Linked DNA regions of Homo sapiens: region 2 is linked to region 1. Evidence: chromatin contacts called from ENCODE Hi-C or POLR2A ChIA-PET data. All regions are on one chromosome and are shown on one strand. Each heading gives the region's core, a stretch centred on a gene start or an enhancer-like site at or near the end of the contact. The rest is flanking DNA. Distances are from core to core; before and after follow the strand shown.

Evidence for each region. A loop is a pair of places that touch in the nucleus more often than their neighbours do. ChIA-PET counts read pairs that join two places held with the same protein, here RNA polymerase II (POLR2A). Pooled maps may share reads with other maps.
Region 2: a pooled map shows a loop between it and region 1 (2.5-fold over the local background). The contact joins two enhancer-like sites. A Hi-C loop is called at or near these places in 2 of 168 maps with a recorded cell type or tissue (PC-9 and mammary epithelial cell) and 4 of 50 pooled maps. POLR2A ChIA-PET finds 5 or more read pairs at or near these places in 1 of 52 experiments (WTC11).

Annotation. Positions count from the first base shown.
Region 1 is chr15:57,336,722-57,340,180 of GRCh38, forward strand. No RefSeq gene overlaps it. Among named protein-coding and RNA genes, the nearest start is that of LINC01413, 19 kb to the left of the region's middle. Within about 2 kb of position 1,641, at least 11 of the 41 ENCODE cell types and tissues checked have a DNase peak (open chromatin) inside an H3K27ac peak, as active enhancers do.
Region 2 is chr15:57,625,084-57,628,542 of GRCh38, forward strand. It overlaps GCOM1 (GCOM1, MYZAP-POLR2M combined locus), which reads left to right. Exons shown (of 17, transcript NR_104371.3): 5 at 696-809. It overlaps MYZAP (myocardial zonula adherens protein), which reads left to right. Exons shown (of 13, transcript NM_001018100.5): 5 at 696-809. Among named protein-coding and RNA genes, the nearest start is that of MYZAP, 35 kb to the left of the region's middle. Within about 2 kb of position 1,834, at least 6 of the 41 ENCODE cell types and tissues checked have a DNase peak (open chromatin) inside an H3K27ac peak, as active enhancers do.

The sequences.
Region 1 (3,459 bases), core at 391-2,890:
ACCAAATGGCCATGTGATCTGGAACCAGGTGGAACCTCCATGCCTGAATCTAAAGGGTTCTCCAATCTGGCTGCATGAGAATCACCAGGGGAACTTTCACCACCACCAGCCTTCCAAGCACCACCCCCAGAGAGTCATTCCACTGGTGGGGATCCCAGGTGATTGTAATGGCCCGGGAGTTGGGAACCACTGCTCGGAAGCCAGATTGCAAGCCCTCTCTGGCCTGGGGGCAGAGGAGCCTCCTGGCTCTGCCGGTTACTCGCTGTGTGATTTGAGGTACATCTCTGGTCTTCAGTTTCTTCATTTGCAAGAAGAGAGATCCCTTCCAAGGTCTATTTCTATATGGGATCTGTGAGTTACTCGGCATCGAGAAGATGTTTGGGAAGGCCTCCTGGAGGAGCAGCATGAACATGGACTTGGACTGTGGCCCTTCCCATATCGGGCTACAGGGAGGGAGGGCAAGACCCTGCACCAGGTACCTAGTCAACGGTCGCTGTCCTCTGCACTCCACAGTCCTAGGGGTACTCTTGCTGGGGTGGAAGTCGCGACCTCCTCTGAGGGTGAATGGGCAGGGCCCACGTCTGCACCTCTCTTAACAGCCCTTTTAGGCCAAGGGGGCTGCAAATGCCTGAGGCTGTTAGGTCTTCAGGGCCAGCCTTGGGCTTCTGTGGCTCAGGAGCAGGGAGAGGGCGGCCCCAGCCCTCCGGGCTCAGCTCTGGAGGGGCTGAAAGATGGGAGCCCTGAGCTGGCAGGACCTGGAAGATGGTGTCCTCTCCATAAAACAATTCCCAAAGCCTTTCTTTGTCTTCATTTCCTGATCATGAAAAATACGTTACAGAACAAATAGAACTATGTTTATACTTCCCAAATTATGAAGGTGATTTCACGTTTTTTGGTGGGTTTTTGGTGTGCGATGGAGTTTGTTTTTCTTCTGGGACATTTTGGGCCTCGCTGCAACATGAAGGTGGGATGTTGGGGGCACCGGAGGATTTACCCTCTCTAGGCTGTGCTGGTTACTATAGTGGAGGGTCTCAGAGAGCTCCAGGCTGGGGCAGGAGGAGGGTGATTATGGCTCTGAGAATAAGAGAACAGGTGAGCCAAGCCATGGAGAAAAACTGAAGTCCTCACCTGCCAGGAGAGAAGCCATGGTGGGCACCTGCTGATTGTGGCCTGAGGGGCCGCCCTCCACAGTTCCCGTGAGCCTTGTGTGGTCAGGCGTCCCCTGACCTTTCTAACTGAAACCAGGGGAAAGCTGTTCCCCGGCGGAGCAGCAGGCGTCCCTGTCAGAGCCACCGGCTTTCTCCCTGTGACTCACGGCTGCTTCCTCCTGGTCATCTGGTCCAGGGCAGGCCTAGAGGATGTGTGTTGACTGACCATGTTCCTGCTAAAAATATGGGTCCTGGAGTCAGAATTTCTTGCTGTGAAAAGCACTTCCTGCAGGCAGGGTGCCTCAGGAAGCAGGTCATAACATTGTTTTTCTGAGCCTTTCTCTTCTTGTGTGGGGTCTCTATATTCAGAGTCTATAAACATGAACAAATGTATGTACGGTGGCCAGGAAAGCGGGAAACAGGTGGCGGTGCTCACGGGGCAGCACTGGACTGGGGAATGCTTTCAGCAGCTCCCCCCGTGGGCGTGTCAGTGTGGACTCCCTCCAAGACACTCTGGCGCAAGGGCCATTGATTTTCTTTTTCTTTGTTTCTTTGTTTCTTTTTTCTTTTTTTTTTTTTGTAAGACAGAGTCTCACTCTGTCGCCCAGGCTGGAGTGCAGTGGTGCAATCTCAGCTCACTGCAATCTCTGCCTCCCAGGTTCAGAGATTCTCATGCCTCAGCCACCCAAGTAGTTGGGATTACAGGTGCATGCCACCATGCCCAGCTAATTTTTGTATTTTTAATACAGACAGGGTTTCACCATGTTGGCCAGGCTGGTCTCAAATGCCTGACTTCAAGTGATCCGCCCGCCTCGGCCTCCCGAAGTGCTGGGATTACAGGCGTGAGCCAACACACCTGGCCTTCTTTGGTTTTCTAGCTCCCATCTACTCAGCATGGGCGGAAATCCAATTTGTTGTGCTTCCTGGCTTCTGGGGTCCTGTGGACCTGACAGGGTCTTGCACCATTCAGAGAACTGGCTCTCCGGGCCTCAGGACGCCCTGAGCACTGCTCAGAGGTTCACTCTTCAGTCACTGTGGTCCCCGGGAGCAGTGCTGATGAGTTGAAGCTCAGCCTCTGGGTATTCATGCTCCACCCCCTGAGCAGCCTTGGACACCCTTCCCCCTCACTCCTCACCATTTGCTGAGACCACCACCCCTGCCCCCCTATCTATCCCAGCCTCTTCAACTAAAGCTGCCAATCTCACGCCCTGCTCCTCTGGGACCACCTCTCCCCACACCCCATGGGCCTGAAACATAAGAGTTCTTTACTTGGGGGGTTGGGGGTGGGTGAGAACACTCAGCCCTTCAGAAACACACAGCAGCCTCTTCTCCCCAGAATCAGGAGGGGAAGGGAGAAAGGGGAAGGAAGATGCTTGATATAGTTTGGATATTTGTCCTCGCCCAAATCTCAGGTTGCATTGTGATCCCCAGTGATGGAGGTGGGATCTGGTGGGAGGTGTTGGGATCATGGGAGCCGATCCCTCATGGCTTGGTGCTGTCCTCATCATAGTGAGTGAATTCTTGTGAGACCTGGTCATTGAAGAGTCTGTGGCACCCCCCACCACCAGCTGTCTCTCTTGTTCCTGCTTTTGCCATGTGGCGTGCCTGCTCCCCCTTCACCTTCTGCCATGATCATAAGCTTCCTGAGGCCTCCTCAGAAGATGAGCAGATGTTGGGGCCATGCTTCCTTACAGCCTGGAGAACTGTGAGCCAATTAAACCTCTTTTCTAGCCAGGCACGGTGGCTCATGCCCGTAATCCCAGCACTTTGGGAGGCCAAGGCAGGCGGATCCCCTGAGGTTGGGAGTTTGAGACCAGTCTGACCAACATGGAGAAACTCTGTCTCTACTAAAAATACGAAATTAGCCGGGCATGGTGGCCCATGCCTGTAATCCCAGCTACTCAGGAGGCTGAGGCAGGAGAATTGCTTGAACCTGGGAGGCAGAGGTTGCAGTGAGCCAAGATCTCACCATTGCACTCCAGCCTGGGCAATAAGAGTGAAACTCTGTCTCAAAACAAACCAAAAACAAAAGAACTTCTCTTTTCTTATAAATTACCCAGTCTCAGGTATTCCTTTATAGTAATGCAAGAACAGCCTCTTACGCTTCATTTGTCTCTGGGAATATAGAGTAAAACAGCAGCCAAATAACACTCCAAAACAAAACAAAACAAAACATCCCAGAAGACGAATTGTAGTTTAGTTTTTTTTTTTTTGTTTTACTAAGTAGCTCCCCTTGTTACGTTAGCCTCGTTTTACAGACGAAGAACCCAGGGCTAAGAGGGTTCCTTGGGCTGCCATGTGGCACTGGGTG
Region 2 (3,459 bases), core at 584-3,083, 290 kb after region 1:
TTTCGCTGTTGTCACCCAGGCTGGAGTGCAATGGCGCCATCTCAGCTCACTGCAACCTTGGCTCACTGCAACCTCAGCCTCCGGGGTTCAAGCGATTCGCCTGCCTCAGCCTTCCACGAAGCTGGGATTACAAGCGTGCGTCACCATGCCTGGCTAATTTTTGTATTTTTAGTAGAGATGGAGTTTCACCACGTTGGCCAGGCTGGTCTCGAACTCTTGACCTCAGGTGATCCGACCGCCTCGGCCTCCCACAGTGCTGGGATTACAAAAACACTCTTGAGAATTGAGTGAGACCAAAGCATATTCTCTCCATGGTGACTACAAAGAACAAGGTGGCTGCAGAAGTTATTTCAACTGGGTTCTAGTTCTAGGAGCGCCACTTCTGAGCTGTTTGACAGTGAGCAAATCACATAACTTCTCTGATTGTTTTCTTCCTTACAAAGGACAACATTCTGACTCCTGCACAGTGTTGTTGAGAGGGCTAAATGAGGGTCTGTGAGTAAACACTATCCAAAGGAAGGTGATTCTTGCCCTTCTCTCTGGATCATGCAGATGTTGACTTTTAATTTAAAGCTTTACTTTAGATATTGTTGAAGTAGATGTGGCTTCTAACAGAAGAAAGTTCCAGCCTAACTGAAGATTGTCGTGAACGTGTAGGGATTGATTTTGTGTGACTGTCTCCTCGATCTGTCCAGGTTTCCCATGCTCAGCAGGAGTATCTGGAGAATCACATCCAAACCCAGTCGTCTGCCCTGGATCGTTTTAATGCCATGAACTCAGCCTTGGCATCAGATTCCATTGGCCTGCAGGTACTCATCTGCTTACTGCTATGACAGGGCAACCCAGCTTAATCAAGAGTGGGGACTGTGCCTTTGCAGAAAAATAAGTCACAGAACATCCTTAGCTCATGATTCAGAATTCTTTAAGCAGAACCACTGTGAAGACTGTGCCCAGAAGACAGTGTAGGAAACTGAAGGAAGCATTTCCAAGCTGAGACTCTAAGGCTTTGTTTTTGCTCTCTGAAAAGGAAATTTAGACCCCGAGTTTAGTGTGAGAGATGTTGCTTGCTTCACCAGATACCCGAGTGGTCCTCAGCATCAGTGCCTAACCCCACACGTCAGCCCTCTTCCTCCAGTCCCAGTGCCACAGGAAGTGCCACCTAATCACAGAATAACACAGACTTCACTAAGGACAATCTGTACTCCTTCATGGCAAGCAATATAAAAAAGGCCTGTAAACACTTTTTTATAATTAGAAATTATTTTGTATCAGAAAGAATCATGGATATTCCACGTCTTGTAGTAGCAGACAGGGAAACAGAAAGACCCGGTATCTTATATTTGTGAAAATGCATGTTGTTATCTCACTTTGAGGCATTGTTTTCTTGGTTGATTTGGTTTACAGGAGCTAACCCTTCAAGTGCTTCCCATTCTTACTCTTACAAGTCCCCTAACATGCAAATTAATTTGAAAATGTTCAAAGCAAAGCATTGTATGTATTTGAAATAGCTTCCCTTGGTCTTCATTTCCAAATGTATGAACAACAGTTTTTACCTCTCCTCCAAATTTATTTGGCTCTTATCTTTTTATCCTCCTCTCAAAAGTTCCAAAACCTATTTCAAATCCTTTCTGGTTCTATATAAGTAATTTTAGATAAATAAATTTTCATGTTGGGATTCTCCACTTCCCCTAATTCTCTGATAACAGTTGGTATGGCAGCAGTGACAACAGCAGGGCTCGGCCACTGTCCTGGAGTGGGTCTGGGTGGCCTCGTGTTTGGGGTCATCTGCGATGCCCATTTCTGGTGGGGCTTCTGAGTCCCACCCTTTTCCTGGCTCTCTTGAGTGTATGCCAGCTTTCCCCTGGCCTCAGGCCAAGCCCCACTGGGTCTGGTTTGCTCAGCAGCCTTTGTTTTCCCTTCCTCCTGTGGTCGGGGGGGCTTGCCAAGGCTCCCTTTCCTCCCCTTTCGGACGCTGTCTCATTCCCAGCCCACCAGCAAGGGCTTTATCTCACCTGAGTTCAGACTTAGTCGGTATTTGTACTACATCTCTGGTTTTTCTTCCCAGAAAGAAAAATATATTTGCCAGTATTTTCTGGCAATTCTTGTGCTTTGCCATCTGGCCAACACTCTGGCATTTACTGCAGAGGTCAGCTGTTTGAGCTGGGCCAGCTCTGACCCAGGCACCTTGACTGATTCCTAGTTATCATGCAGGCTCTTAGTCCTGGACAGCCAAAGGAGCCTTATAGCTAAAACCGCTGAGAGAAACAGAAAGAGAGAGACAAAGAGAGAGGGAGAGGGAGGGGGAGGGGGAGGGGGAGGGGAGGGGAAGGGGGAGGAGGAGGAGGAGGAGAAGGAGAAGGAGAAGCCATCTCACAGCAGGAAACTCAACCTGGTAGAGGAAGAGGGCTGATGCACGGTGTTAGGCACTGATGCTGAGGACCACTCGAGTACCTGGTGGACCGAGTCTGAAGAGAGCTGGCTTCTTCCTTATGCAAGACCCCAGCCTCTTCCACTGGCCCACTCTGTCCACTTTCATTATTATTGACAGGGAGACCAGACCCTTGGTTTGATTCCATAGAATGTCAGAGCTAGAAAGAACTGAGAGGATCTCAGTTTTATGAATAGACAAACTGAGGCCGACAGAGAGAAATGACATGAGCAAGATGCCTACCTAGTGACAGAGCCAGGATTAGAAAAATCCTGGTCTCTTGGACCAGAGTGTAGGTTTTTGTGTGGATACACGAGTAGAATCTGTGAAGCCAGTGGGGCTGGGGGAGTGGGTGGCTGGTCTAGGTGGTTTCTAAAGCCCCTTGAAGCTCAAATGTTCTGTGACTCCATGCTTCCAAATAGCTTCAGTATTTTCTTTAGTATCTAATCACCTCCTTCAGAAATTCTTTTTCTTGATTCAAGTAGGTTTAGGAGTGAAAGGCTTATATTGTCCAAAGTAGAGGCTGAGGAATTGAGGAAGCTTCAGAGACTGATCATCTAGACAAGAGCACAGAGGTGTTAGAAACAGTGCCCAACACCAGGGTTTTCACATCTTCTAATGTGAAATTGTAGATGACTGGGGACACAGTAGAAGATGACTTTCCAACGGCACAGATTCTGTGGAGGCCATTTATCTCTAAGGAGAGTTAACCAAGTAGAAACCAAAGCAGTAAATAGCACCACCATTTTTTTCTTTTTCTTTTTTATTATTTTTTTAGAGATGGGGTCTTGCTCTGTTGCGCAGGCTGGAGTGCAGCAGTGTGATATAGTTCACTGCAGCCTTGACCTCCTAGGCTCAAGTGATCCTCATGCCTCAGCCTCCTGGGTAGCTGGGGCTACAGGTACACACAACCATGTCTAGCTGGTTTTTAAATTTTTTTTGTAGTTGCCCAGGCTAGTCTTGAACTCCAGGCTCAGGTGCTCCTCCCACCTCAGCCTCCCAAAGTGCTGGGATTACAGTCATGAGCCATC